Regions from separate parts of the Homo sapiens genome. Here regions 1, 2, 3 and 5 are each linked to region 4. The links are chromatin contacts, found by Hi-C or POLR2A ChIA-PET in ENCODE. All regions are on one chromosome and are shown on one strand. Each heading gives the region's core, a stretch centred on a gene start or an enhancer-like site at or near the end of the contact. The rest is flanking DNA. Distances are from core to core; before and after follow the strand shown.

Region 1 (5,549 bases), core at 2,286-4,785, 310 kb after region 4:
ATGTCCATCTCATGTCTATCCCCACAGGAACTTTGGCCACTAGTCAGACCCTCCTTACCCCTACATCCCTTTCCCCATGGCCACCATTCTCCCTCATGTCCTTGTGAAACCCACCACTCCCATCCAGGTATCCAAGCAAGAGACCCAGTTCTTGGCCCCTATACATTCTCCCTTATTACCTAATGGCATTACCAATAGGACCTCAAGATGCTCCCTCCTAAATCTGCTCCACTGCTCCATTTGGTCCATACACCAACTGTATCATGTGGGTTTCCAATCTGAACCCTTCACCTGAACTCCAGACTTCTCTGTCCAGGTGCCCACTCAATGAATCCACTCAAGGGTCTCTGGAACATCTCATATCAACATGGCCAAAACCTAACTTAATTATTCCCACTGAAAATTACTCTTACCATTAACCTCTTTCTCCCACCCTACACTTTAGAAAATCTGCCCATATCTACTTAAAAAACACAGACTCTGGCTAGGCGCTGTGGCTCATGTCTGTAATCCCAGCACTTTGGGAGGCCAAAGCGGGCGGATCATGAGGTTAGGAGATCGAGATCATCCTGGCTAACACGGTGAAACCCCATCTCTACTAAAAATACAAAAAAATTATCTGGGCGTGGTGGCAGGTGCCTGTAGTCCCAGCTACTCGGGAGGCTAAGGCAGGAGAATGGCTTGAACCAGGAGGCGGAGCTTGCAGTGAGCCGAGATCATGCCACTGCACTCCAGCCTGGGCGACAGAGCGAGACTCCATCTCAAAAAAACAAAAACAAAACAAAACAAAAAAAACGCAGACTTCAACCACATCTCCTACGTCCACAGCCACCACTCTGGTCCAGCACTCACACAGACTACTGTAGTAGCCTCTTTGCTGGACTCCCAGCCTCCACCTTTAACCCTACAGGTGTTCTCAAAGCAGAAAAAGCTTGTTAAGATTGGGCCGTAATCCCTGTGTAGCCTTCCCCATTTCCATCCTTCCTGATATCCAGGAAAAAACAAACAAACAAAAATACAAACAATAGAGGCCCAGCTCCTCAGCCAACCACTTCAGGTCTGCCTTATACCTGCTGATGCTTCCCCCAGTCATAATGGAGATCTAAGGTTGCCTAAGCATTCCCAGCTCAACCTTACCTCCACGTATTTTCTAATGTTGATCACTATGCCTTCTAAATCTCCTGTCATTGGTTGCCAGAAATGAGAACCTCTCCATATAACATATAATCTGGGCCAGGCGTGATGGCTCATGTCTATAATCCCAGCACTTTGGGAGGCAGAGGTGGGCGGATCACCTGAGATTGGGAGTTTGAGACCTGCTTGACCAACATGGAGAAACCCCGTCTCTACTAAAGATACAAAATTAGCCGGGCGTGACGGCACGTGCCTGTAATCCCAGCTACTTGGGAAGCTCAGACAGGAGAATCGCTTGAACCTGGGAGGTGGAGGTTGCGGTGAGCCGAGATTGTACCATTGCACTCCAGCCTGGGCAACAAGAGCTAAATTCCGTCTCAAAAATAAATAAATAAATAATAATATGTAGTCTGGACTCAGGACCCTGACTGTATGACCATTTTGCAGGGAACTCAAATGGAAGGGGAGGGAGAATAGCCAGCAAGGAGTCCCAAGACACCATAATTCTGAAGACCATGTAGGTAGGAGTTGAGGAGGGTGAGGGCCTGAGACATCCTCCACTTACCTTCTCATGGTCTATAACTAACTCTGAAGTCACAAGAACCTATGGAAAATCAAGACCATGAGAACCAGACAGTGATGTTACCAAAGGATCATCCAAGCCCCCTCGTCTAGCCTGGAGTCAGGTGTGCCTGACTATCTGCAATCTGGGCTTTGGTTCTTAGTGATGCCTCTTACCTGTTGTGTGCCCTTGGAAAAATGCTCAACTTCCCTGTGCCTTGGTATTGCCATCTGCAACATGGCAATAATGGTATTCACTCAATAGGACTATTGTTTGTATCAAACTCATTCTTATGTGTCTAGGACTAAATATCAACTCTTACTGTACACATAATTAATGCTTCTGTCAACATTTTCAGTGCAAATAAACTGGTAGGTTTTCAAAATGTGGGTTTCTGCCTGGGTGCAGTGGCTCAAGCCTGTAATCCCAACACTTTGGGAGGCCGAGGTGGGCAGATCACAAGAGCAGAATTCTGTCTCAAAAAAAAAAAAAAAAGAAAGAAAAAGAAAGACAATGTGGGTTTCCTTTTGGCAATCTGGCTGCCTGCTATATACTCCCCTGAAGACCATCCTGCTGAGAGCCCTCCCTTCTACTGGAGCAGTTGATCATCCCACCTGTGCTGATAGCTAGGGAAACTTAGGCACCAAAGGTGCTGCTCCACCAGCCTGGCTGACCTTTCCTTTTCTCCATATGGACTGGACATGAGGAACTACTAAGCCTGGAGTGGCAAACCTATATACTACCCAACACTGCGGTCTCCATCCAGTCCTGGGTGTTCATACTCTATAACCCTCCATTCCTGCAGGCACCAGACAAAATCACTTCGGACCACGAAACTCCAGGCTGTAGAGGCTGCCCCATCCTACAGGCCCATCTCTCCCTTCCCTCACCTCAGGGACCATCTGAAAGAAAACTTTAAGATTCTCCCTCCTAAATACGAGCCCCAGGCCTTCCAGCTGCTCATGTGGACATGACACCTCCACTCTGGGACATCTCAGGATCACCATGCCCAAAACCTATTCCCTGCACAGCCTTACCCATCTCCATCCTTCCTGATATTCAGGAACAAACAAAAATACAAATAAAAATCCAGAATGGCTCTTCATTCCCTACTTTCTTTCACAGTCACATCTGATGCAACAGGAATTCCCGTCTGTTCAGTTTTTGAAATCCATCCAAGATCTGATCACTTCCCCTCCTCTGTGGCCCAGTCCCAGTAGACTCTCCACTAGTCTACTGAATTTACCTACTCACAGGTCTGTCTTCACCCGCCTCACCCCCACCCCAGTCTGTTTTGACTTGAAGGGCCTTTGGCAAACTTTGAGAAACAGATCTTGTCACTCTTCTGTCTCCAGCCCTCCGCGGCCACTGTGGCCCCCTCAGGATGAAAGCGCAGCTGCTCGGGCTGTCGCTCGACACGCGCCTCGTCCCTTCCCAAGCTGCCCACTACAGACACCAGGAGGCCTCAGGTTCGGGACTCGCTGAATGCGCCTCACATCTTTGCGAGCCGGGCCCCTTGCCCTCCATTGCCACCCCATCACACTGCGTGTCAGAAACGGGACGCCGCCCACGAACGCCCCACAGTTCTGCACCCGGGGACCTGAGCAGGCGGCCCTCACAGGGCTTTAGGATTCGGGGGAGGCCGGGAGGACGCGGCGCTCACCTGAGCGGGGTCCCTCAGCGTGGCCGCCGCCATCGGAGCCTGTGGCGGTGAGACAACGACCGAGGAAAGGGCCCGGGCCACCCTGGGCGCCGCCACCGAGCCTCAGACCCGCCTCTGAGCTGCGAGAACACAGCGCGTCCCCACCGCGCTTTCCGGAGCTGGTCGCCGCAGCGAACAACCAGCTTCCGGCAAGCTGAGTTCTCTTGAGGGCAGCGAAAGCAACCGCCGAGGGGAGACGCCGGAAGTCCCGCCCATTGCGCGTCGCACTCTCGGGTAGACCTCTTTTCATTGGCCAAGCATCGCGGCTCACGGCGCGGCGCCTTCTGGGCAGTGTAGTTCGCGTGGCTCCAAACTTCGAGGAAGTGGGCATAACTTCGGAGATGGAGATTGGAGACGGTAGATGATGGAGATGGAGATGGAGATGGAGATGATGGAGATGATGGAGATGGAGATGATGGAGATAGAGATGATGATGGAGATGGAGATGATGGAAATGGAGATGATGAAGATGGAGATGATGGAGAAGATGGAGATGATGGAGAAGATGGAGATGATGGAGAAGATGGAGATGGAGATGATGGAGTAGGAGATGGAGATGGAGATGATGGAGATGATGGAGATGGAGATGATGGAGATAGAGATGATGATGGAGATAGAGATGATGATGGAGATGGAGATGATGGAGATGGAGATGATGGAGATAGAGATGATGATGGACATGGAGATGATGGAGATGGAGATGATGATGAAGATGGAGATGATGGAGAAGATGGAGATGGAGATGATGGAGTAGGAGATGGAGGAGAAATGAGTGTCGAGAACTCTCGGACTCATCTGGAACCTGTTGTAATTGGAGATGGGCCTGGATTTCAGTTTCCTGCAGCTGATACTCCAATCTTTCCTTCTTTTGAAGGACTTGAAGAGGATCTTCAGGGCCACCATAAAGAGGTTTCACTGGGCAAAGCCACGTATACCTTCCTAAATTTCCTTTGGCAAGGGGACACCCAATATTAATGCCTGATGTATGATAATAAGAAAAGGCTCTGAATTCTGGATGTAGGTGATGAGAGAGTAGGGGAGCCCAAGGATTTACGTTCCTCTTTCACCCCATTCTCATTTGTGTTCTTTCCTTCCTCAAGGACCCAACATTGGTGTAAAGGCACAACAACAGGCAGCAAACCCATAAGCCAACTCCCCCTCAATTTCTCCCCTTCATCCATTTCTGCTCCATATTCCTGTCACAGTTACTATGGGACTGAACGAAGGGGAACGAATGCAGAAATGAAAACAAAGGCAAAATAAATCTGTTTTAAAGAAGGGGTCAGGGGGCTTCTTGCTTCTAGTGAGGAAGGGCCCTGAGCTTCCACAGACCTTCATATTTATTGGGTAGAAAGAGTAGGGAGGTGGTGGCTTACGCCTGTAATCCCAGCACTTTGGGAGGCCAAGGCGGGTGGATCACAAGGTCAGGAGATCGAGACTATCCTGGCTAACACGGTGAAACCCCGTCTGTACTAAAAAATACAAAAAATTAGCCGGGTGTGGTAGCAGGTGCCTGTAGTCCCAGCTACTCGGGAGGCTGAGACGGGAGAATGGCATGAACCCGGGAGGTGGAGCTTGCAGTGAGTGGAGTTCATGCCACTGCACTCCAGCCTGGGCGACAGGGAGAGAATCCGTCTCAAAAACAAAAAAAAAGAAAAGAAAATATCGCTCTGGTTTTGTAATGATAAAATAGAACCTACATATATTTTGTGTTATGCATTCTTGGCATACCTATTTCAATGAATTCTGGTTTTTTGAAATTGTCTCAAATATTCAAAAATTTTTTCCAGTATATTTATTGAAAAACATTCACATATAATTGGACCTGTGCATTTCAAACCTGTGTTATTTAAGGGTCAGCTGTACTGTCATGAAACCACCAACACAGTCATGATAGAGAAAATTACCATTGCCTGATAACGTTTTCCTGTACTCTTTCAGTCAGAACCTTCCCCCTCAGACCGCAGGCTCAATAACCAGTGATCTGCATTCTTTTACTCTAGTTTTGCAGCTTCTTCATTTCATATAAATGGAATCATACTGTATGTCAACTTTTGTGTCTGGCTTCTTCCACTTGGCTCAGGGATTTTCAGATTTATCTATGATATTTTTACTTGTATTCATAGTTTATTCTTTTATGTTGTTGAATGG
Region 2 (5,570 bases), core at 1-2,500, 490 kb before region 4:
ATGGGCGCTGCTGGTGAGACAAAAGATTCTTTCAATTTTTGAGATTCAGAACATAGCACCTGCTGTCTGGCAGAATAAGAAGAGGACAATGGCAGGAGGACAGTACAGACCAAACCCCAAGCAGAGAAAATAGAAGGATCCACTTTAAGAACTTTCTGATGAGCTCGTTTCAATCTTTCTCCTACTCAGTCTCAATTTTCCACAGCAAGAGTACCTGTCTGCAGAAACCATGGGTTATGTGTAATAACCTCCTGCAGAAGCTTAATGTTTGAGAACTAACCCGAGCACCAGATTGTTTAAGTAAAACTTTAAGCAGCTGCACATAATGTTGCTCCTCAACAGACAGATTCTGCCCCATGTTACCCTGATTCAGAAACCTCCCGCTCCCGATACCTTCTCAGGGAACTGACCTTATATTCTCCGCCGGCAGACTCTCCCGTCCAGGGGTTCGTAGTTCGTCTGATCAGTTTCACTTTCTCTGCTCTGGCAGACCTTCCTCGTTCAGGTCCCTGGTCGGGCACCACTTGTCACGGTTGCTTCTGGACCAAACGAAGGAGAACGAAGGCAGAAATGAAGACAAAGACAAAAGGATCTGTTTGAAAGAAGGGGTCAGGGGGCTCCTAGATTCTAGGGAACAGGGCCCTGAGCTTTTACAGCCCTTCATATTTGTTAGGTAGACTGAATAGGGAGGAAAGGGTAACTGACGGTCAGCTATTTGATTTAACACAGGCCCACATGACTGCTTTCTTTGTTCAGCAGGTTCCAGATGTTCCTGTAGATAACCTCAAGGAGCAGGGGACCTGGGACATGACTGCCCCCAGCATTCCTTCTGGCGGCAGACGCAGTTTGTCAGTTTACCAACATCCTGCTTTCATGAGAACAGTTTGCGGTTTGCTCATAGAGCCTCCAGTGGTATAATGAGTTGGTCACGACCCTCATTCCTTCTGCCTCCAACACAGAATGCTCCCCTCCCACGGGCGCATAAGCGGTGACACCCGGCAGGACATGGCAGGTCGCGCCCTCACGCACCGCGCGCCTCTCTGCCCGCGCCGACCCGGGGTCGCGTTCCCCTCACAGGTCCCACCCGTCCACTCATTCACTCCCACCATCAGCACACTTAGGCCACGGGCGCCTCTCCATCCCTCACAATCACCCTCGCCTCTCCTCCACACACCACTCACCACTGTGGCAGCCTCCTCAGAGAGCCTAGCCGCCCGATAGTCCGCGCGCCCGTGAGCGTCTTACACACTGCCGCCGGCACTTCCGGTACGCACTTCCGCCTGGTGGCCAGCGGCCGCCCAGGACCTCACCTCCCAGAAGGCCCTTCGCCTTCCTGCCTGGAAACGGCCATGCACGGGATACAAGGCCTTCTGGGAAATGGAGTTCACAGCGCTGCGGGGCCGGAAGGGGAGCGTGGGAGCTGCGGATCGTCAGAACCTCTCGGTTCTGCGCAGGCAGCGCACCGGAAGGGAAGTATATTGACATCCATGGTTTTATATGTTCTTTGAAATATACAGCGTATGTACTTTTTTCTTTCTCTACGCGCACACATGTACACACATAGATATAAAAGTATATCGTTTGGAGATATTTTTCCCCCCTGAACCTTGTATATCCTTAAGCAGATGTCCCCTAAGAACACGTACATTCTTCAACTCACCCAAGTAACGACATTGAAGCCTGTACCCAATCCCCAGCCCATATGCTAATTTCTCCAGTTGTCCCAATGTCTTACGTAGTTTTCGTCTTTTATTCAAGCACAAACTAAACACGCATTACACTCTACTGTCTCATTTCAAGTTGCTTTCAATCTAGAATGGATCCTGTTGTTTCTTTATAATGATCTTGGCAGTTTTCATGTATCCAAGCGAGTTTTCCAAAATGCCCTCCAATTTAGGCTTGTCCGTATAGAGTATAAAACAATCATAATATAATTTTACAGGTTTTCTTCCACTGACCCTGCACATTTCTCCACTAAACATTTTTTGAAAACTTTCTGAAACATGGCTAGTATTACACCGTATGAATGCCATTTCTTTATCCCCCACCTCCAGCCATTTAGCTAGAAATTGAGCAACAGGTGTATGCAGTCCCTGTACATTCCTATTTCTGTATGTCCAGGAGACTCTCTGATAACAGGCAGGCCCTGCATGATGCAAATCACCTTAATCGAGGGAGGTGCCGGGGTACAGTGTGGGACATGATAATTCCATCTACACGCAGAAGGCCTGTATGACCTAGTGGAGGAGGCTCCCAATGTGCATACTGACTCGGGTTACACCTCCCTACTCCTACCACAGTCAGATCATCACAGGGGGACTTTAAAAATTCTATCAGCTCTGGGCCGGGCATGGTGGCTCACGCCTGTAATCCCAGCACTTTGGGAGGCCACAGTGGGAGAACCACTAAAGCCCAGGAATTCGAGACCAACCTGGGCAACACAGTGAGTCCCTGTTGCTATAAATGAAAAATTTTTTTAATTAAAAAAATTTACATCTAAATAGCTATACATGACTAGTGGCTACCATGTTGTACAGTGCATTCTGGAAGATGTCCATGTTGGATCTCCTTACAAAAGACCTATGGGAGACTGCTTTTCAGACTGGATGCTGATTTCTTCCCAGTTACCCATTGCAGAAACAACTTGAATACCTTGGAGGACATGAAGATAACACTGGAAATGGGGGACTTGGCTATTGGCTAAAACTTGTATGTAGGGGGCTCTCATAATTGGGGCTCATTGATACAGGAAATTTAACAAAGTAACTTGGAAATGTATGTGTGCGCTACAGCCACCCTCCAGGGACCTTTATCTTGTATCTTTGGTATCATCGAGTTGAAGCTGTTTTACACTCAACTGTTTCTGTCAACTGAACACACACACACACACGAGTATATATAGAACAAGTATGAATATGACCAAGACACACACTCTCTGCTCATGTGAACACTGTATGGGGGATGCAGACAGTAAACAATGAAAGAAATTATCAAACTTACTTTAATTTGAAACAGTTAAGATTTTTGTTTAAATTTATTTTTTGAACTGGTAATAATTTTACATGTTTCAAAATTCCAAAAATATAAAATGATAAAGAGTGAAAATTATTCCTCATCACTGTCCTCCCAATTCTTCTGGCCAACCAGTATGCCACTTTTACCCTTTCAGAGATTATGTGTGTACATATAAACAAATGTTTCTTATTTATTTATTTATTTTTGAGATGGAGTTTCGCTCTTGTTGCCCAAGCTGGAGTGCAATGGCACAATATTGGCTCACTGCAACCTCCACTTCCTGGGTTCAAGCGATTCTCCTGCCTTAGCCTACGGAGTAGCTGGGATTAGAAGTGTGCACCACCACACCCAGCTTTTGTATTTTTAGTAGAGATGGGGTTTCACCGTGTTGGTCAGGCTGGTCTTGAACTCCGGACCTCAGGTGATCCACCCGCCTCGGCCTCCCAAAGTGCTGGGATTACAGGCGTGAGTCACCTTGCCTAGCCTGTTTCTTCTTTACATAAATGGAAACATACTCTACAGTTTGACACCTTGCTTTTATCTACTTAACTATCTTAGAGCTCTTTCTCACATTAGTATAGTTTGAGGATCCCTAATTCAAAAATCTGAAATCTGAAACACTTCTGGTCCTGAGCATTTTGGATAAGGGATACTCAACCTGTATATAAAGAGTCTTCATTTTTAAGGCTATGATCTCCATTCCACCATAAATGACTTAGCCAGTTCCCCATGGTGGACATGGAGGGTTGTTTCCAAATTCTGACTTTTAAAATCAATAGCATAATGAAAACCATGTACAAACAGTCTGCACACATACAAATATATGTGTAGGATTTATTCCCAGCAAGTTTGCTTAGACAAAGGGTTTATGTATGTGTAATTTAGATAGTGGCTGATAAACTGCCCTCCACAGAAGTTGTATCAATTCACATTCCCACTGTAAATGTATAAGAACCCCTCCAATGCCCCCTTTGAGAAAACTCAAGGCTGGTAAAATACTGGGTGGAGAGCACATTGTTACAATCCTCCTGAAAGTTAATTTAAAGAGCTACATGAAATTCATAGAGAAAATCCTCAAAATAGAGTAAGCACATGTTACAAGACAACTAGAAGGGATTCCAAATTTCTAAACACAAGATAACTATACACATATATATTCCTCTGTGTGTATGTAAAATTTAGTGTACACTATGTATGTGTAGACACACGTGTATATTTTAAGAAAAAGCTGCAAGGAAAATTAGTAAAATCCTAATGGTAAGGACCATCTATGGATGGCTAAAGTATGAGGAATTTTACACAAGTTTTCATTTTTTTTTTACTTTTATGCATTTTCCAAGTTTTGCTACAAAGAACTCGCATTACTTTTATGAACAGAAAAAAACATGTCTTTTCCCTAGTTAACAGTAATTTCCACGGAGGAGTTTCTTATCTGTTTCAAAATATCTACAAGGAAATCAGTAGGAATATCATGCTTAGAAAATGTGAACTGAAATGAGAAACAGAAAATATGCAAAGATCTGAAACACTTCTGGTCCCAAGCATTTCGATAAGGAATATTCAAGCTGTATATAGAGTCTTCATTTTTAATGAATTTTTATGATCACCATTCCACCATAAATGACTTAGCCAGTTCCCCATGGTGGACATGGAGGTTCTTTCCAAATTTTTACTTTTAAAATCAATAGCATAATGAAAACCATGTAGCCTGCACACATATAAATATATATGTAGGATTCATTCCCAGCAGGTTTGGTGAGACAAAGGGTTTATGTATTTGTAATTTAGTGACTGATAAACTGCCCTTCATAGAAGATGTATAAGAACCTTCCCACACCCCCTTTGAGAACTCAAGGCTTGTTGAGTTCCAGTTGATTGCTTCATCCCAGCTTACCACCCTGTGGGGCTGCTATAACCTCAGCCAACCCCATGCCCCCTCAGAGAAGTATCAACTGTGACCCCTTCAGGACTGGCCATTTTGGGGGCCAAGGTGGAGGGAATGAGGCAATCACAGGCCTGACTTCCAGAGCTGTCTAGAACCATGCTGTCATTTTTGGTCCCACTGCTTCAGAGGGGAGGAGCTTTCCTGTCTGGATTCCCAAGCCTGTGCCCCAAACTGCTGGTGGAGCAGAAAGGAGGAATGATCCAGAATAGGGTTTTGGTACCAGACTGTTTGGTTCACACTCTGGCTGGGCCACTTGGTAGCACATTACTTCTCCTCTTAGGGCCATCCTGCACTGTTGGTGGCAGTGGGGATGAAGTAAGCAAATCCGAAATGTTTACATGGCAAAATCAACAGGACCTCTAACTCCATGGAGTGGGGAAGGGGAGAGGTCAAGAAGACTGGTTTTCTGGCTTCCATGATGGGATGGCAAGTGGAAACAGCCTCCAGGAAAGGGATCAGGGAAGCAGAGACTAGTCTGGGTGGAAAATGAGTTTTGTTTGGGGTAGGCTGGGTTTGGGGAGCTTTCGGCACACCTCGGGGAGTTGCCCAGTAGCACACAGCAGTTGTTTGGGTCTGAAGCCCAAATCTCAGAAGCACCAGACTGATTTGG
Region 3 (5,428 bases), core at 251-2,750, 290 kb after region 4:
AGTTATAGTGACATTTTATTCGGTTAACTAATTGCTTGCATAAATTTAATTTGTTAAATCTATACAGTCTAAACTTGTATTTTCCTGGGAGAGCTGCTCTTGCTGGGCTTGGGCTTCTCTGCTAGTCTGGCTGACCTTTCTCTGGCTCCACATAGAGTGAACAGTTCGCCAAGTCTTCTGAATGGTGACTCTACACAGTGTCCCACCCTCAAATCCATCCTATGCAGTGTGTATTCCTTACACATTCCCTTTGGAAGTACCCCCGGAACCCCATGGCCCTCCTATCTGCAGGCAGCTTCGCCAAGGCCGACCCACACTTTCCCAGCCTCCAGCCTCAGCCCTCCCTCTCTTCATCTCAAAGTAAAACCTTAAGATTTCCCGTCTAAATTTAAGGCTTGGCTTGAGTCTACGCCCCAGCCTGTCTCCATTTACACATCACTGAGTCAGTCCCCTCCCATGAATTTTCTACTTATGATTCCAACTGCCCATGTAACAACTTCACTCTGTGGCAATTTAGAAACACCACGTCCAAAATTCAACTCCTACTATTTCCCTGAAACCTGCTCCCTCACCAGATTTCTTTGTCAACTCTTCCAGATGTTCAGGTAAAAGAAAAACTTGGGATCATACTTCACTCCCACTTTTGCTCATAGGCACAAATGATGGAGCAGAAAATCCTGCTGGCTTTACCTTTAAGATCTACCAAGATTCTTATTACTTAGGTCCCTTCAGCAACCCGTCTGGTCCAGAATCCACCATAATCCTCCTGGAGCCTACTACAGCAGTCTCCTCACCAGTATCCCTGCGTCCACCCCCATCACTCCGTAACAGTCTGTTTTCTCCACTCATTGCCTTTGAAATATTTTTTCAGACCCTCACTCAGATCGTGTTCTCCTTTAGTTCACAACCCTCCATGGCTCCCAAAGACTCAGAATTAAAAACCCCGGTTGCTCAGGCTGCCATGGCAGCCGTGCCTTCTTCTCCTCATTCTCTCTGCTCCCTGCAGACACAGGTCCGCCCCCAAGTTTCCGAATGCTCGCGACCCCGGCGCACCTCCCAGGCTCTGCGCGTGCAGCCCCCACGGTACGCAACGCTCTCCCTTCTTCACCTCACCGCCCGTCAGCTCTGAGGACCCCACCCAGAACTCCTCGCTGTCCTGGAGAAGAGGCCTGAACTGCAGAGACCCACGCAGGTGACCCCAGTCCGGGGCCTCAGGACCCAGGTGAGGATCCGAGGACTCCGCTCTCACCTGCGGCGTAATCACTAGCGCTGCCTCGGCCATGGGACTTTAGGCGGGGCGGGGCCTGGAAAGGCGGGCGGTAAAGCCCGGGATCCGGCGTGCGTGCGGTGGCAAATCGCTGGGCGACGCTCAGACCGAGACCAGGCAAGCTCCTCTGCGGGCGGACACCACCTCCACCGGTTTCCGGCTCCAGTTACCTGGCCCGGACCCAGCGAGCCGGAAACGCCCAGCCCGCGGACGCGCTCGCAGGCAGCAAAAACGACCACCACCGGAAAGACGCCGGAAGATTCTGGCGTATTGCGCACTTACGGAGGTGCCCCTTTCCTGGGCAATGATTGGTCTAAGGCCCCGGCACGCTCGGCGCACAGTATTCTGGGTGGTGTAGTTCCTACCACGCCGCAGTCCGCCGCGCTGTGAGGACTCAATCCAAGAAAGAGAGGACAAAGGAAAAAACCCATCAAACTAGGGTCAGCAAAGCCTATTACATACACAGGATAAAAGAATACGATTTGATCTTCATTTCTCAACACAAAAGTTGACATATATTGCATACAATACATTAAAAATGTTGACAATTGAGAATTGACGCGACCCTTAATTTTTTTCTTTTTTTTAATGTAGAAACTATAACCAAAAATAAAATTCAAAGGCCTCCCAACTATCTGAATGGACCCCCTCCTCTCAGCATTATAGAGTTAACCTGAAAATCTAGTTCAGGCCATTATGGAAGAAGGGGTTGGACATGCCTCATTCTACCCCTACAGCAATAACATCAGCATAGACCTTAAGTCTGATAAGAAACATTTACAATCTATTTCTCTGAAACTTGCTACCTGCAGGCTTCATCTGTATGATAAAACCTGGGTCTCCAACCAAGGTGATCACTAACAGTGGGGTCAGCATCCCCTTATCCCACACGTTTGTGTTTATTCTGTTTTTTTGCCCTCAAGTGTTAGTGACTTAAATTACATAATGTATCTATTATCATAAGTGGAACTGAAATGAGATTGCAGAAACATTATATCTTCTTTTTCTTTTCTTTTTTTCCTTTTTTTTTTTTGACAGAGTCTCACTCTGTCGCCCAGACTGGAGTACAGTGGTGCAATCTCTGCTCACTGTAACCTCCACCTCCCAGGTTCAAGCGATTCTCCTGCCTCAGCCTCCCGAGTAGCCGGGACTACAGGCATGCGCCACCACCCCCGGATAATTTTTGTATTTTTAGTAGAGACAGGGTTTCACCATGTTGGCCAGGCTGGTCTAGAACCGGCCTCAAGTGATTCGCCTGCCTTAAAGTGCTGGGATTACAAGCATGAGCCACCATGCCTGGCTTTTTTCCCCCATATTTAGCAATTAGCTTTTGTTGCTATCCATTGTCTTCATTTCTCTTTAGTTTTTAATTGTTTATAATTTTGACATTTTATAATTACTTAAGAAAGGTTAGAAAAATTACCATTTAGATTGGAGTCATATTAAATAAGACACCTATATTGTAAAAATATCTTTATGAATGTAATCTTTGGCTATAGTGTTGTAACCGAGCGAGTTATAGAGAAATGCCACACTCTGAGACTAATTCTGGAGTCCTTTTATTGCCAGCGACCGAGAGACAGCTAGAGCTCAAAATTCTTGGCCCCGAAGAAGGGGCTAGATTTCTTTTTATACCTTGATCTAAATAGGGGAGGGGGAGTTTAGCTGAAGCAATTTTTACAGAAGCAGAACAGGCAAAAAGTTAAAAGATAAATGGTTACACAAACATTTACAGGAAAATAAACAGTTCCAGGTGCAGGGGCTTAATTATCACAAAGTGATAAACGCAGGGGCTTTGGGTACCATTAACTGAGTGCGTTCCTAGGAGCTGCTGGTACAGCGTGCCTCAGTGTCTATCAGTAAGTGCATTCCTGGATGTGCTTGGAGTCAGCTTGCACTAGTTATGTCCTTAAGGGAGGGGGATAAGGGGGCTGCAAGTGAAGAAACAAAAATGGAGTCTGTTTGGCTCTCTCAGCTGAGAGAGACAATCAGGTTAAAACAAGGTAGGGCATCACAATCGTTTGTCTCCACTATTATTTATTTCTGATCCTTTTATTTTTTTATTATTTTTTTTTTTTGAGATGGAGTTTCGCCCTTGTTGCCCAGGCTGGAGTGCAATGGCACGATCTCGGCTCACTGCAACCTCCACCTCCCAGGTTCAAGCGATTCTCCTGCCTCAGCCTCCCTAGTAGCTGGGATTACAGGCATGTGCCACCACGCCCAGCTAATTTTGTATTTTTAGTAGAGACGGGATTTCTCCATGCTGGTCAGGCTGGTCTCGAACTCCCGACCTCAGGTGATCGGCCCACCTCAGCCTCCCAAAATGCTGGGATTACAGGCAAGAGCCGCTGCACCCGGCCATGATCCTCTTATTTTAAGAGTTTTACGGGTCGGGCGTGGTGGCTCACGCCTGTAATCCCAGCACTTTGGGAGGCCGAGGCAGGCGGATCACCTGAGGTCAGGAGTTCGAGACAGCCTGACCAAAATGGTGAAACCCCGTCTCTACTAAAAATACAAAAAATTAGCCGGGCGTGGTGGTGGCGCCTGTAGTCCCAGCTACTCGGGAGGCTGAGGCAGGAGAATGGCATGAACCCAGGAGGCAGAGCTTGCAGTGAGCAGAAATCGTGCCACTGCACTCCAGCCTGGGCGACAGAGCAAGACGCCGTCTCAAAAAAAAAACAAAAACAAAAACAAAACAAAACAAACGCAAAAAAATTTAGCCGGGCGTGGTCGCGGGCTCCTGTAGTCCCAGCTACTCAGGAGGCTGAGGCAGGAGAATGGTGTGAACCCAGGAGGCGGAGCTTGCAGTGAGCCGAGACCGTGCCACTGCATTCCAGCCTGGGCGACAGAGCGAGACTCCGCCTCAGAAGTAAATATATACATAAACGAATGAATAAATCTTACTTCATTCAAACTTTGTCACATTTTTTCTTATTTGTGTTTTTCTAAAAGTTCACATATTCTCTAAATATCTCTTTCATTTATTTTTAAAGAGTAATCTGCAAAGCATTATTATCCTTCATATTACTTTAATTTGCACCAGCTTTAAAGTGAACAATCAGGTAGGTACTTTACGTATTGACTGTTTAAAATATAAATGAATATCTGCATTAAATATGATTTAGTGGAATATTGATATTGACTTATTTTATTATATTGACCTTTCTGCTATTTTTAAACAACTTTCTTGAAGTATTGGTTGATATTCTAGAAGAAATTCCATCTCTTTTAGTTAGCTTGCAATATTTAGTTTTGAATTTCAGAAAGCTACGCAAAGAATCCATAATACGGAAAATATTGCTTCCTTCTTTACATGTGTTTATATAGTTATCAGAAAGTTTGAAGTAATCATTCTTGTTGTGATGCATGAGTAATTACTCAGAGTAGGACTTGAAATAATTTATCAGTCTCTATTATTTCTGTTCATTTGGTTCTTGCCATTCCTGTGACATTGTTTTCACATATTCTAGGCCCACCATAATTATCTCACTTCAGACCTTGATATTAATTATCCTTAGATATCTCTATATTGTGGGGCATGTGACACTATCAGGAATATTTTTGCTATACGCTTGATAGACTTATTGTTGCTGTTTGGCCCCAAAATTCCTTCCTCAGCAGGGGAGTTCAGTAATGCCCCAGAGTCAGGACGCTTTCTGCCCCGAATCTCTTCTTTCCTTTACAGCAGAAACTTAAATGCTTCCTGTCATAGCTGGAAGTTCGTGTAGCCTAGTGCCACATATGTGAGGGTGGAATCTTGGTGCATTTAGGGAAACTGTTGGTAAACAATTAAGAATTCCAAAGAGAAACCTCCTATGACTCATTTTCTATGTAAAGGCAATTATTTTGTCATCCTCTTCTATGGAAATGTACCTTGAAACTGTAACGCCTGTGATCCATGTTGTCACATCCCCAGGTAGGAAACCAACCCAAAGAGACACAAATGAACAGAAATTTACTGAGGAAGCTCTAAGGGCCTCTGAAGTGTAGGTCATGCAGAGGTTTTTTTTTTTAAACCCAGAATTACATCGTCTATCCATATTGTTATGAGTCACATCTTACCAGTCCTACACTCCAGGCCACATGTGGCACATATAGCTACATACCACCATCTTGGTCAACCTGAGGGATTTCTGGTGAAAAAGAATATGAAGATGAAGG
Region 4 (5,637 bases), core at 607-3,106:
CCACACTGTGGAAACTTTGTTCTTTCGCTCTTCGCAATAAATCTTGCTGTTGCTCACTCTTTGGGCCCGCACTGCCTTTATGAGCTGTAACACTCACCGCGAAGGTCTGCCACTTCACTCCTGAAGCCAGCGAGACCACGAACCCACCAGAAGGAAGAAACTCTAGACACATCTGAACACCTGAAGGAACAAACTCCAGACATACCATCTTTAAGAACTTTAACACTGCCCGTGAGGGTCTGCGGCTTCATTCTTGAAGTCAGCGAGACCAAGAACCCACCGGAAGGAACCAATTCTGGACACAATACCTTTCAAACAAGGGACCTGTCCAGGCTTCCTTCTGATGACCAACCCACCTCTAATGCTGGCCAGTCTATTTCACACAAAGTTCTAAGTTTTCCTGGTGTCATAGTAACACTGTAATCTCCCTTAAATCCTTTCTTGAAATGTTTCAACATAGTTCCTAGTGAAGTGGGCTTACTTTGTGCCTGACCCATGCTTCTTTGAGACAAAACACCACGCTCACACCACACGCACACCACAAAACAAAGAACAGGTAAAAAGGGCACACATACACTTTTACCGTTTACACCAAACCAGAATCAAAATCCAAATCAGAGTATCCAGAAATCCAAGCCAGGTCAAAACCAAAACGAAAGTATCAAGCAATCCAAATCAAGTCAAAAACAAAAACCAAAGTGCCGGTACAGGCATGCCGTGGGTGATCAGGCCACCCTTCCACTCAAATGGAGTGGGCAAGTTCCAAAGACTAGTCTTACCAAGTTTCAGATGTCCGGACTCCAAGTGCCTGTTCCTTCCCAGTGTTCAGCCGCTGCATTGATCCTCTGTGGGGGCCTGCCACACGCCACTCTGGCGAGGTGTTCCACTGGGGCAATTGCCTACCCGGGAGTGCTCTCAGGTTCTGCGTCCCTCAAGCTGGCCAGAGTCCCCTGTAGGGATGCTCCACAGGGCAGGCCTAAGCTGCCTAAGGGGCTGCCTCGACTATCTGTTAATCACCTGGCTTCCCAGTCAGGGAACCAAGAAATGTAGCAGGACAAGCCGCAGGGCTGTATTCAGCCTGGAGCTTTGGCAAGACTCACATCTCCAACTACCAAGCTCCCCAAGTGAGGAATTCCTGTCCCTTTTAAGGGCTTACAACTCTAAGGGGGTCCACATGAGAGGTTTGTGATCGATTGAGCAAGCAGGGGGTACACGACTGGGGGCTGCATGCAGTGGTAATCAGAACGGAACAGAACAGGACAGGGATTTTCACAATGCTTTTCCATACAATGTCTGGAATCCATAGATAACATAACCGGTTTGGTCAGGGGTCGATCTTTAACCAGGCCCAGGGTTGGCACCTGGCTGTCTGCCTGTGGATTTCATTTCTGCCTTTTAGTTTTTACTTGTTTCTTTGGAGGCAGAAATTGGGCATAAAACAATATGAGAGGTGGTCTCCTCCCTTAACAGCACAAACGCTTAATTAACATTTCTTTTTCTTTTGAGACAGGTTCTGTCGCCCAGGCTGGAGTGCAGTGGTGCAGTCATAGCTCAGTGCAGCCTGGACCACCTGGGCTCAAGCAGTCCTGACACCTCAGCCTCTCAAAATTTGGGATTACAGGCGCGCGCCACCGTGCGGGTCAGGAGGCTTCCCTGAGGGCCCCGGAGGTGGAGCTGGGCTTTTCCTTCCGAAGCGCCCCTGGGAATCTCTCTCTTTACGGCCTTGGAACCTGGGAAACTACATTACCCAGAAAGCTCTGCGTCAAATGACAGCACGGCAGAGCCAGTGAGAGTTCACATTGAAGGCGTTTCCGTGTGCGCAAGTAAGGTAGAGGCGGGACTCCCGGCGCCCTTTAGTAGCGACCATTTCCATTGGCGTTAGGGAGTCCTTGGAGCGCTGTGTTGGGACCGTGGTGGTGACTGGATCCAGGAGGTCGAGAGTCGTTCTTCTCTTTGCACAGACGTGACTCTGCAGCTCTTTAACGGCGCCCGCTGCTCTCAACCCAGCTTACCCCACGTGGTCCCATGGCGGCGGCCGCGCTAAGGTTCCCCGTTCAGGTAATTGTGGCGCCTTCCGTGCTCTCCGGTCACCTCCTAGTCACACAAGTCCTAAAGCAGCGAGGGAGCGGCACCTGTTTACGGCTCTGCAACCCGGACCCGGCGTCGGGACACTGAGGCGCTCTCGGGAGGGATCCCTGTTTCAGACACCCGTGGGATGCGGTGGGGAGAGCGACAGGTACAGGGAGGGGCGCGGGCAATGGCCTGGAGATGGACGGATCCGGGAGGATGGAACCTGGGGTCCACAGGCGCCTGTAGGGAACAACCTGTGAGGCGGAACTCCTCCTGGAAAAGCAAGGAGGCTGGGGGCTGTGAAATCATTGCGAGGACACTAGAAATAGGAGAATTTCCAAGAAAGAAGGGACTGGATCAAAGTCCAGGCTTTTAAAGTTTCCTAAAGGCCAAATAAATAACAGAGTAGAGAGGGGATGACGTTGGGGCCCTTTGAGATTGAATCCTTGTAGATCATATAGGTGGTAGAGATGACACTTTGTGCTGAGACACGCAGGTTAGACAATAGTCCAAGGTCACCTGGCTCCGTGGACACAAAAGCGTTCAGGGAGGCCTGAGCTTACCAGATCCTATCAGGGACACAGTCCTGTAAAGTCAGCCTCTTCCCTCAGGCCTTTATGGCTGTAGAAGCATTTAAGGAACGCATACAAGAAAGTGGAGGGTGGGGCCGGGTGCAGTGGCTCACTCCTGTAATCCCAGCACTTTGGGAGGCCTAGGCGGGTTGGTCCGGAGGTAGAGACCAGCCTGACCAACCATGGAGAAACCCTGTCTCTACTAAAAATACAAAATTAGCCAGGCGTGGTGGCGCATGCCTGTAATCCCAGCTACTTGGGAAACTGAGGCAGCAGACTCGCTTGAACCCGGGAGGCGGAGGTTGCGTGAGCCGAGATCGCGCCATTGCACTCCACCCTGGGTGACAGAGCGAGACTCCGTATCAAAAAAAAAAAAAAAAAAAAAAAAAAAAGAATGAGGTGCGTTCAGAGAGGGTATCTCTGCTGTGCTGAAGGTGCCACATTGGGCTTTCCATGACCTCGGCCATACTAGGGGAAGTGCCTGTCAGGAGGGGGTGGACTCTTATATCACAGCCACCGCACAGATACCTATTTGTTCAACTAACTATTGTTGTTGGTGGCTGTACCCCATGACCAGTGGGCCTAGTTTCTCCTATGTTTGAGGACCTTGAGAGGAGGATGTGCGAGAGTAGATGTGTGGGAGAGATGGATTGTGATACCTCAGCATAGGGGTGGTTTGTGGTTTCATCTGTCAACATCATAACAGGGCACAGTGACTTTTGAAGACGTGGCTGTGAAATTTACCCAGGAGGAATGGAATCTCCTTAGTGAGGCTCAGAGATGCCTGTACCGTGATGTGACGCTGGAGAACCTGGCACTTATGTCCTCCCTGGGTAAGTTGCCCACACTCACCCCTGTGACCTGAGCTAGTCTCTGTCTTTCCCCCTCTTTTTCTATTGGCAAGACTTTCTCATGTCAGGAGCATGGACACAGCTTCCTACTTCAGTTCTTGGTTGGTAGGACTGAGGTATGCATACTGCCCTCTCCATTCTTGGAGCAGCCCCAACACCTGCTATTGAGCTCCCAGGGAAGAATTCAGAGTCAGAAGTCTTACAGGCAACTTAATGCAGGCTACCTTGTTTGTCCTGTGGATGTTTGTGTGATTTCATCCAGATTTCAGGTTCGGGATCTAATTCATTCCTCTACCTGTTATTTCTTCATGCCTCCCTGTGCCAGGAATTGTCTTCATTGACATTGTCACTGCCTACATAGACTATAGACTGTTCTTGTAATACCGTCCTTAGAAATTCTCTTCATAGGTCTGGTGCAGTGGCTCATGCCTATAATTTCTGCACTCAGGGAGGCCAAGGTAGGTGGATTACTTGAGGCCAGGAGTTCGAGAACAGCCTGGCCGACATGGTGAAACCCCATCTCTACTGAAAATATAAAAATTAGCCAGGTGTGGTGGCACACGCTTTTAATCCTGGCTACTTGGGAGGCTAAGGTGGGAGGATAGCTTGAACCCAGGAGGCAGGGGTTGCAGTGAGCTGAGATTGTGCCACTGCGCTCCAGCCTGAGCAACAGAGCAAGACTCCGTCTCAAAAAACAGAAATTCTTTTTGTAATATTGTTTCCTGTCTGCTGTCATGTGCTGAGTTGTTCTAAGCCAGTGTTGGCTGTTTCCTTGTTCTGTCTTTCCCTTTGTTCTTACATCATGTATGTCTCATGTACTTGGTTATCTTGGTGGTGGGATCATCTTCTGTGGTCAGAAGATGCAAATGAATCTGGCCTCAGCATTATGGGTTCTGAGTCCCTGAAAAATAGCATCCTAGGACAGTGGTGCATGATGTCAAGAGTTTTATTCAAATCATGACAGAAACCTCTTCTATTTCAGTAGTATTTTTGGGGCCAGACAAGTAAGCACACATGATTTCTGTATCGTCTTTTCTCCTTCATTCTTGTTTTTGGTTTTGTTTGTTTGTTTTTTGAGAAAGGGTCTTGTTCTGTTGCCCAGGCTGGAGTGCAGTAGCTTGATCTCTGCTCACTGCAACCTCTGCCTCCTGGGCTGAAGCACTTCTCCTGCTTCAGCCTCCTGAGAAGCTGGGAATACAGGTGCATGCCATTATGCCCAGCTAATTTTTTTTTTTTTTTTTTTTTTTGAGACAGAGTCTCACTTTGTTGCCCAGGCTGGAGTGTAGTGGTGCGATCTTGGCTCACTGCAACCTCCACCTCCCAGGTTCAAGCAATTCTTCTGCCTCAGCCTCCCAAGTAGCTGGGACTACAGGCGTGCACCACCACGCCTGGCTATGTTTTGTATTTTTAGTAGAGATGGGGTTTCACCATATTGGCCAGGCTGGTCTCAAACTCCTGACTTCATGATCCGCCTGCCTTTGCCTCCCACAGTGCTGGGATTACAGGCATGATCCACTGCACCTGGCCTTCTCCATTGTTTTTTTTTTTTTTTTTTTTTTTGAGATGGAGTTTCGCTCTTGTTGTCCAGGCTGGAGCGCAATGGTGCGATCTGGCTCACCGCAACCTCTGTCTCCCAGGCCCAAGCAATTCTGCCCTCAGCCTCCTGAGTAGCTGGGATTACAGGCATGTGCCACCATGCCCGGCTAATGAAGGGTGGCCTGCCTCTCCACACCTGTGGGTGTTTCTCGTCAGGTGGAATGAGAGACTTGAGAAAAGAAAGAGACACAGATCCAAAATATAGAGAAAGAAAAGTGGGCTGGGTGCGGTGGCTCATGCTTGTAATCCCAGAACTTTGGGAGGCCGAGGCAGGCGGATCACGAGGTCAGGAGATTGAGACCACGGTGAAACCCTGTCTCTACTAAAAATACAAAAAAATTAGCCAGGCGTGGTGGCGGGCGCCTGTAGTCCCAGCTACTCGGAGAGGCTGAGGCAGGAGAATGGCGTGAACCCGGCAGGCGGAGCTTGCAGTGAGCCGCGATTGTGCCACCGCACTCCAGCCTGAGCAACAGAGCGAGACTCCGTCTCAATAAAGAATAAAAAATAAAAAAAAAAAAGAAAAGTGGGCCCAGGGGACTGGCGCTCAG
Region 5 (5,686 bases), core at 2,275-4,774, 430 kb after region 4:
ACTTTTAGAAATTTAACATAATGACTTCACTATTAACTGCCTATCTGTTTGCACACACTTAGAAAGATACTGTCTAATTGGGGTTTAAATCAATAAGTGTTTCATACATTATTAAGTTAATGAGTTATAGAGAAGGGAAGAGTAGGCAGGTCAGGTACTGGTCCTTTCTGCAACCAGGTCTACCTGCTACATAATCTTCTAAAGTGAGCTTGCCAGGAGACCTTGGCTGGAGCAGTAGATCATCCCCTGTAGCCCTGACATGTAGAGAAGGGGAAAAAGCAGTGCTCTGATCTGGAACCCAGCTACTCCACCAGCCTCAATAACATTTCTCTTGTTCAACAGAGAGTGGCCCTGAGGGTCAACCAAGCCTGCAGGTGCAGGATCGAAACCACCTCACACTTCAGCCTCCATCCCAGGCCATATGCTTACCCAGTCCAGGCCTCCCTTTTTACAGATGCAATCCAGAATCCCTGTTATGCCAGGTCTGCACCGTTCTGGACAGAGTATGATGTCTGTGGAGCCACCAATGGTCTGGCCCCCAAGTCTCAGCCCCCTGTTCTCTCAACACAGAGCCCACCTGAAATGACAACCTCAAGATTTCCCTCAAATTAAGTCCATCTGACTTCAAATTATACTACAAGTTGTTAGTAACCAAAACAGCATGGTAATGGATAGAAATAGACACATAAGGTGTACAGCTCAGTGGTAAAGCATTTGACTGCAGAAATAGACACATAGATCAATGGAACAGAACAAAGTTCCTAGAAATAAAGCCACATATCTATAGCCAACTGATCTTTGAGAAAGGCAACAAATATGCACACTACGGAAAGGACACACTTTTCAATAAAATGTGCTGGGAAAACTGGATTGCCATATGAAAAAGAATGAATCTGGACCAATTTCTCTTGCCATATACAAAAATCAACTCAAGATGAATTAAAGATTTAAATGTAAGACCTGAACGAAGAATACTAAAGGAAAACTCAGGGAAACCCCTTCTGGACATTGGTCTAGGCAAAAAAATTCATGAATAAGACTTCAAAAGCATAAACAACATAAACAAAAGTAGACAGGACCTAATTAAACTAAACAGCTTCTGTATAGCAAAAGGACTAATCAACCAAGTAAATGTACAACCTGAAAAATGGGATGAAATATTTGCAAACTATGCATCTGACAGGGTACTAATATCCAGAATTTACAAAGAACTCAACAACAAACAAACAAAACATAACAAAAAAACAACAACAAAAAATCTCATTAACAGTAAGCACAGGGCTGGGCGCGGTGGCTCACACCTGTAATCCCAGCACTTTGGGAGGCCGAGGCAGGTGGATCACCTGAGGTCAGGAGTTCAAGACCAGCCTGGCCAACATGGTGAAACCCCGTCTCTACTAAAAATACAAAAAATTAGCTGGGCGTGGTGGTGGGCACCTGTAATCCCAGCTACTTGGGAGGCTGAGGCAGCAGAATTGCTTGAACTAACCTGGGAGGTGGAGGTTGCAGTGAGCCGAGATCGCGCCACTGCACTCCAGCCTGGGCGACGGAGCGAGACTCCATTTCAAAAAAAAAAAAAAAAAAAAAACAGTAAGCACAGGGCAGACATTTTTCAAAAAGAAGACACATAAATCGCAAGCAGGCATATAAAAAAATGCTCAACATCATTAATCATCAGACAAATTCAAATTAAAACCACAGTATCTCCTTACACCAGTCAGAATGGCTATCATTTAAATGTCAAAAAACAACTGATGTTGCCCAGGATATGGAGAAGAGAAAAAGGTTACACACTGTTGGTGAGAATGTAAATAAGTACAACCTCAATGGAAAACAGTATGAAGATTTTTCAAATAACTGAAAATAGAACTGCCATTAAATCCACCAATTCCACTACTGGGCATCTACCCAAAGGAAAATAAATCATTACATTAAAAAAAACATGTATTTTTATCACAGCACTATTCACAATAGCAAAGATAGGGAATTAACCAATTATCCATCAATGTATGACTGGGTAAAGAAAATGTGGCATATATATACACAAGGTAATACCACTAGGCCACAAAAAAAAAAAAAAGCATGAAACTATGTCTTTTACAGCAATGTGGATGGAACTGGAGGCCATTATTAAATGAAACAACTCAGAAACAGAAAGTCAAATACCAAATGTTCTCACTTACAAGTGGAAGCTGAATAATGTGTACACATGGACAAAGAGTGTGGAATGACAAACATTGGAGACTCCAAACAGGTAGAAGGATGAGACGAAGATGAGTGATGAAAAATTACTTAATGGATACAATGTACATTATTCAGGCGATGGATACATTAAAAGCCCAGACTTGACCACTATGCAAATATATCCATATAACAAAACTGCACTTGACTCCTTAAATTTATGCAAACAAACAAACAAAAAAAACCCGAGACCGACCTACTCAATCTGATCCTCAGACCATTCTCTGGCCCAGTCCAAGCCCTCCATCCGTCTGGTATCGCCAACCCAATCCCCTTCCTCAGACTCCACACCTTTATGTCCACCTGTCTGTGTGACATATCCATCTTGAGACATTTGAGAATCACCATGTCCAAAATCCAACCTGTGATCTTCTCCCGGAAATCTGCTCTTTATGCTGACTTCCCCAACTCCATTCTTCCAAACGTTCAAACAGAAAACAAAAAACAAAACAAACACTTGAAACGGTTCTTCACTGCCTTTGTTCAGACATAACTGAAGCACCAGGAAAACCTACGGGCCCTATCTTTCAGGCCTATGAAGAATCTCATCACATCTCCCTCTACTGTCACTGGTCCAGCCCCAACCATAATTCTCCTGGGTCTACTGCAGTGGCCTCAGGGCCTTTTCGCGTCTCCCTGTGTCCATTCCTAACCTGGTTTTCCTAACTTGAAACTTCGAACTCTGGACCTGCCCCCTCCAACTGTCCCTCCCTTGACAACCTTCCATGGTTACTGGCTGCTCAGGTTGCCATTCCAAGCGAGAATTCACAAAACCCTCTCTTTCCCGCAGAAACAACACACACCCCTGACGCCCCAACACAGCCCACTCGGCAGCGCCTCCATGCTCTGAACCTGAGGTCCCTAACGGGAGCTCTGAGGCTGCATCAAATCGGCTGATACGGGGACCCCACACAGGAACGCCCCTCTCTTCGGGACAAGGGGCCTGACCTGCAGGGCCCCTTCAGGGGGCTTCAGCACTGGGAGGACCGGTCGGGCGGGGGAGCCTGGGACGGGACACCCACCTCAGTCAGGTTCATCAGCAAGGCCTCCGCCAGCCCAGCCAGGGAAGAGCGGGGCGGGAGCGACAAAGGCAAGACAAGGACGCCACTGTCCCCAGCGCTTGTCAGTTGACTCACTCCCGCCTCTCCGTGGTGGGAACCGAGCCGCTTCTCGCGCTTTTCCGTTCCGTCACTTCGGTGACGTCAGACAGAGCCATAGGCCGAAGTTGGTGAAACACCACACAGAACCAAAACGACCACCACCAGGAGGACGGCGGAAGTCCCGCCCTCCGACGGTGCGCACGCACGCAAACGTCCCCTTCTAAGCCTTTATTGGGTAAGTCGTGCCGCCGAGAGCTGCAGTGTCTTCTGGGTTATGAAGTTTCGACACCGCTTCCGGACTTGTCTTAGAGCGTTGATCAGTCCTTATATGGCAGATAAAGGCCCAGTGGCACTGTCAGGGGAGCTGGGAAACGGAGTCCCCGACTCCAAAGACAGGAGGGGGCTTGGCTTGCTCTTAAAGGCAACATACGGTATTTTTTTGGATTGTAGTATAGGATATTTACAGAAATGTTAGCAACTTATTACTTAAGACTCTATTAAGCACAGCTAATTCCCAATAACTACAGGTCCAAAGAGACACCCCATACCATAAAGGCAGTCTGCCTCTACTCATGCCTGCCAGCCATATTATTGCTTTTCAAATACACATACAGTTACGCTTTGGCGTCTGTTTAGTAAGCTTCAATATGTTTGGTCCAGAAGAAGAAAGAAAGACTACGCAGTTAGGGCTATGGACTGGAATTTGTAGGAAGGATGACAGGAGACGCTGAAGTAGGTTGAAAGGGTGAAGCTATGCCTCTGGATCAAAGAGAATACATCTTACCTGACTGTAGAGTCAGCGATTGTGTTCCTACGAAGGGTGCAACGCTTTTATTCTAATAATACTTACTACTTCATATCTGAGATATTTTCCATTTATTTTAAGAATCACAATCCTATCTGAAAATGAGAGTGACGACCAAAATGAGTGATTGAGGCATAAGTCACAAATCATGGAGGATTACTGGACCAGCCTAAGGGCACATCCAGAAAAATGTAAGTCACAGAAGCATCTGTGGCTGGTTTTTCCAAAGAGGTTCTTAGGAGGTTTAGTATTTATTATACATTTTCCTTAAAAAGGAAGAGGGGTTGGCAGTGAGACAAATGATTACAGACATGTGAAACTTTAGTTAGTGCCCAGTAAATCTACATTTTACATAAGATAGAGTAAACACGTGAGGGGAAAAGGGAATAAAGAAGATGTCTCAGAGAAGGATGAAGGAATGAATAATCTCATCTTCTCTCTGTTCTGTACCTTGGAAGATAAGCTAGTAGTCTTCTGAAAAGGTTGATTTCTATTTAGCCCTTAGGGAAGAAAACCTAATGATTGTAGTGTGGTAGGGGATATAATGAGGTGTGTCTGATTTCCCGTTCCTCTATAGTGGTGAATTCAGCTTCCAAAGTTATTCTAGGGTTCTCATGGTCAAGAGGGCATCCATTCAGTCAGTTAGGGGGTGCTTAGAATTTTATTTTTATTTCTCAAGAGCAGCTGATACATGCCATTTCTGGACAACATTGTCTACCGTTTTCATAGTTGAAGCATATGCACATCTTATCCTCAAAAAAGGTGTGGAATTCCATGATGTTATCTTCTTCCTCAGAAGTGATTTAAAATTTCACCTGTGTTTACAACTGTATTTGCACAGGGAGTCGAAATGTGAAAAACACTTGTGAAATAAAAAAATTACCGAAATCTATTAGTAATTATGTAGGTTATTCCAAAAGAAAAAAAACCAGAAGCCCTAGAGAAATCGATCTGTAATGTGAGAAAAAGATAAGATCTCAATGTTTGAGTGAGAGACAGCAAATTCTGAGAAGTCAGAGAATGAAGTTGAACCTGTGGCTCTGCTGGACACTTGGACACACTATGCTTTTGTTTCCAAAATGTAATTTTTTTACACACTTGAAAACATTGCTCATTAACTGCTTAGAGGGGTAAGTACAGATGATAAACTGAAAGACTTGCCACAGATAAAAATGAATAGAGAAGCTGTGTGATAATGTGTATTTACTTCTCTAGTAAATGTTCAATGAGCACATATGTATTGGGTTTCAGATCAATGATAGGTGCATGGGACACACTGGGAATAGGTTTCCCAGCTGCTATGTGTATACAGGACTGTTCTATGTTTTCTTAGATTCTGTATTTGTCTGTTTGATATTCATTAATCACAGGGTCAAACTAATAGAACCAAAGTTGTTTACTTTTTTTCTTGCAAGCCACTTACTCAAGTGCATGAAACTCATATAAAACCCCCCAACCACAAACACTAAAATGTGTTTTTCCTTCCTGCCCATCGACGGTATCTCTACCTCATCATTCTCTGCCACTTTAGTTATAAAGA

Evidence for each region. A loop is a pair of places that touch in the nucleus more often than their neighbours do. ChIA-PET counts read pairs that join two places held with the same protein, here RNA polymerase II (POLR2A). Pooled maps may share reads with other maps.
Region 1: a loop to region 4 is called in a pooled map, with 6 times the contacts of the local background. The contact joins the promoter of ZNF773 here to the promoter of ZNF552 in region 4. A Hi-C loop is called at or near these places in 2 of 37 single-sample maps with no recorded cell type and 7 of 50 pooled maps. POLR2A ChIA-PET finds 5 or more read pairs at or near these places in 2 of 52 experiments (PC-9 and activated CD8-positive, alpha-beta T cell).
Region 2: a loop to region 4 is called in a pooled map, with 19 times the contacts of the local background. The contact joins the promoter of ERVK3-1 here to the promoter of ZNF552 in region 4. A Hi-C loop is called at or near these places in 1 of 37 single-sample maps with no recorded cell type and 11 of 50 pooled maps. POLR2A ChIA-PET finds 5 or more read pairs at or near these places in 1 of 52 experiments (naive thymus-derived CD8-positive, alpha-beta T cell).
Region 3: a loop to region 4 is called in a pooled map, with 6 times the contacts of the local background. The contact joins the promoter of ZNF549 here to the promoter of ZNF552 in region 4. A Hi-C loop is called at or near these places in 11 of 50 pooled maps. POLR2A ChIA-PET finds 5 or more read pairs at or near these places in 3 of 52 experiments (A673, PC-9 and Panc1).
Region 5: a map of naive thymus-derived CD4-positive, alpha-beta T cell shows a loop between it and region 4 (2.5-fold over the local background). The contact joins the promoter of ZNF548 here to the promoter of ZNF552 in region 4. A Hi-C loop is called at or near these places in 2 of 168 maps with a recorded cell type or tissue (CD8-positive, alpha-beta T cell and naive thymus-derived CD4-positive, alpha-beta T cell), 3 of 37 single-sample maps with no recorded cell type and 11 of 50 pooled maps. POLR2A ChIA-PET finds 5 or more read pairs at or near these places in 3 of 52 experiments (MCF 10A, activated T-cell and activated naive CD8-positive, alpha-beta T cell).

What each region holds. Positions count from the first base shown.
Region 1 is chr19:57,497,924-57,503,472 of GRCh38, reverse strand. It overlaps ZNF773 (zinc finger protein 773), which reads right to left and starts at 3,535. Exons shown (of 4, transcript NM_198542.3): 1 at 3,360-3,535. The coding sequence starts at 3,392.
Region 2 is chr19:58,301,057-58,306,626 of GRCh38, reverse strand. It overlaps ERVK3-1 (endogenous retrovirus group K3 member 1), which reads right to left and starts at 1,250. Exons shown (of 4, transcript NM_001396080.1): 1 at 1,182-1,250; 2 at 411-539. It overlaps ZNF8-ERVK3-1 (ZNF8-ERVK3-1 readthrough (NMD candidate)), which reads right to left. Exons shown (of 7, transcript NR_144447.1): 5 at 411-539. ZNF8 (zinc finger protein 8) reads right to left here. Exons shown (of 4, transcript NM_021089.3): 4 at 3,836-5,570. RefSeq lists enhancers at 544-1,044, 1,259-1,528.
Region 3 is chr19:57,523,428-57,528,855 of GRCh38, reverse strand. ZNF549 (zinc finger protein 549) reads right to left here and starts at 1,500. Exons shown (of 4, transcript NM_001199295.2): 1 at 1,250-1,500. The coding sequence starts at 1,282.
Region 4 is chr19:57,811,132-57,816,768 of GRCh38, reverse strand. ZNF552 (zinc finger protein 552) reads left to right here and starts at 1,856. Exons shown (of 3, transcript NM_024762.3): 1 at 1,856-2,058; 2 at 3,349-3,475. The coding sequence starts at 2,026. RefSeq lists enhancers at 1,532-1,581, 4,589-5,240.
Region 5 is chr19:57,387,692-57,393,377 of GRCh38, reverse strand. ZNF548 (zinc finger protein 548) reads right to left here and starts at 3,524. Exons shown (of 4, transcript NM_001172773.2): 1 at 3,264-3,524. The coding sequence starts at 3,278. RefSeq lists enhancers at 3,267-3,746, 3,887-3,966.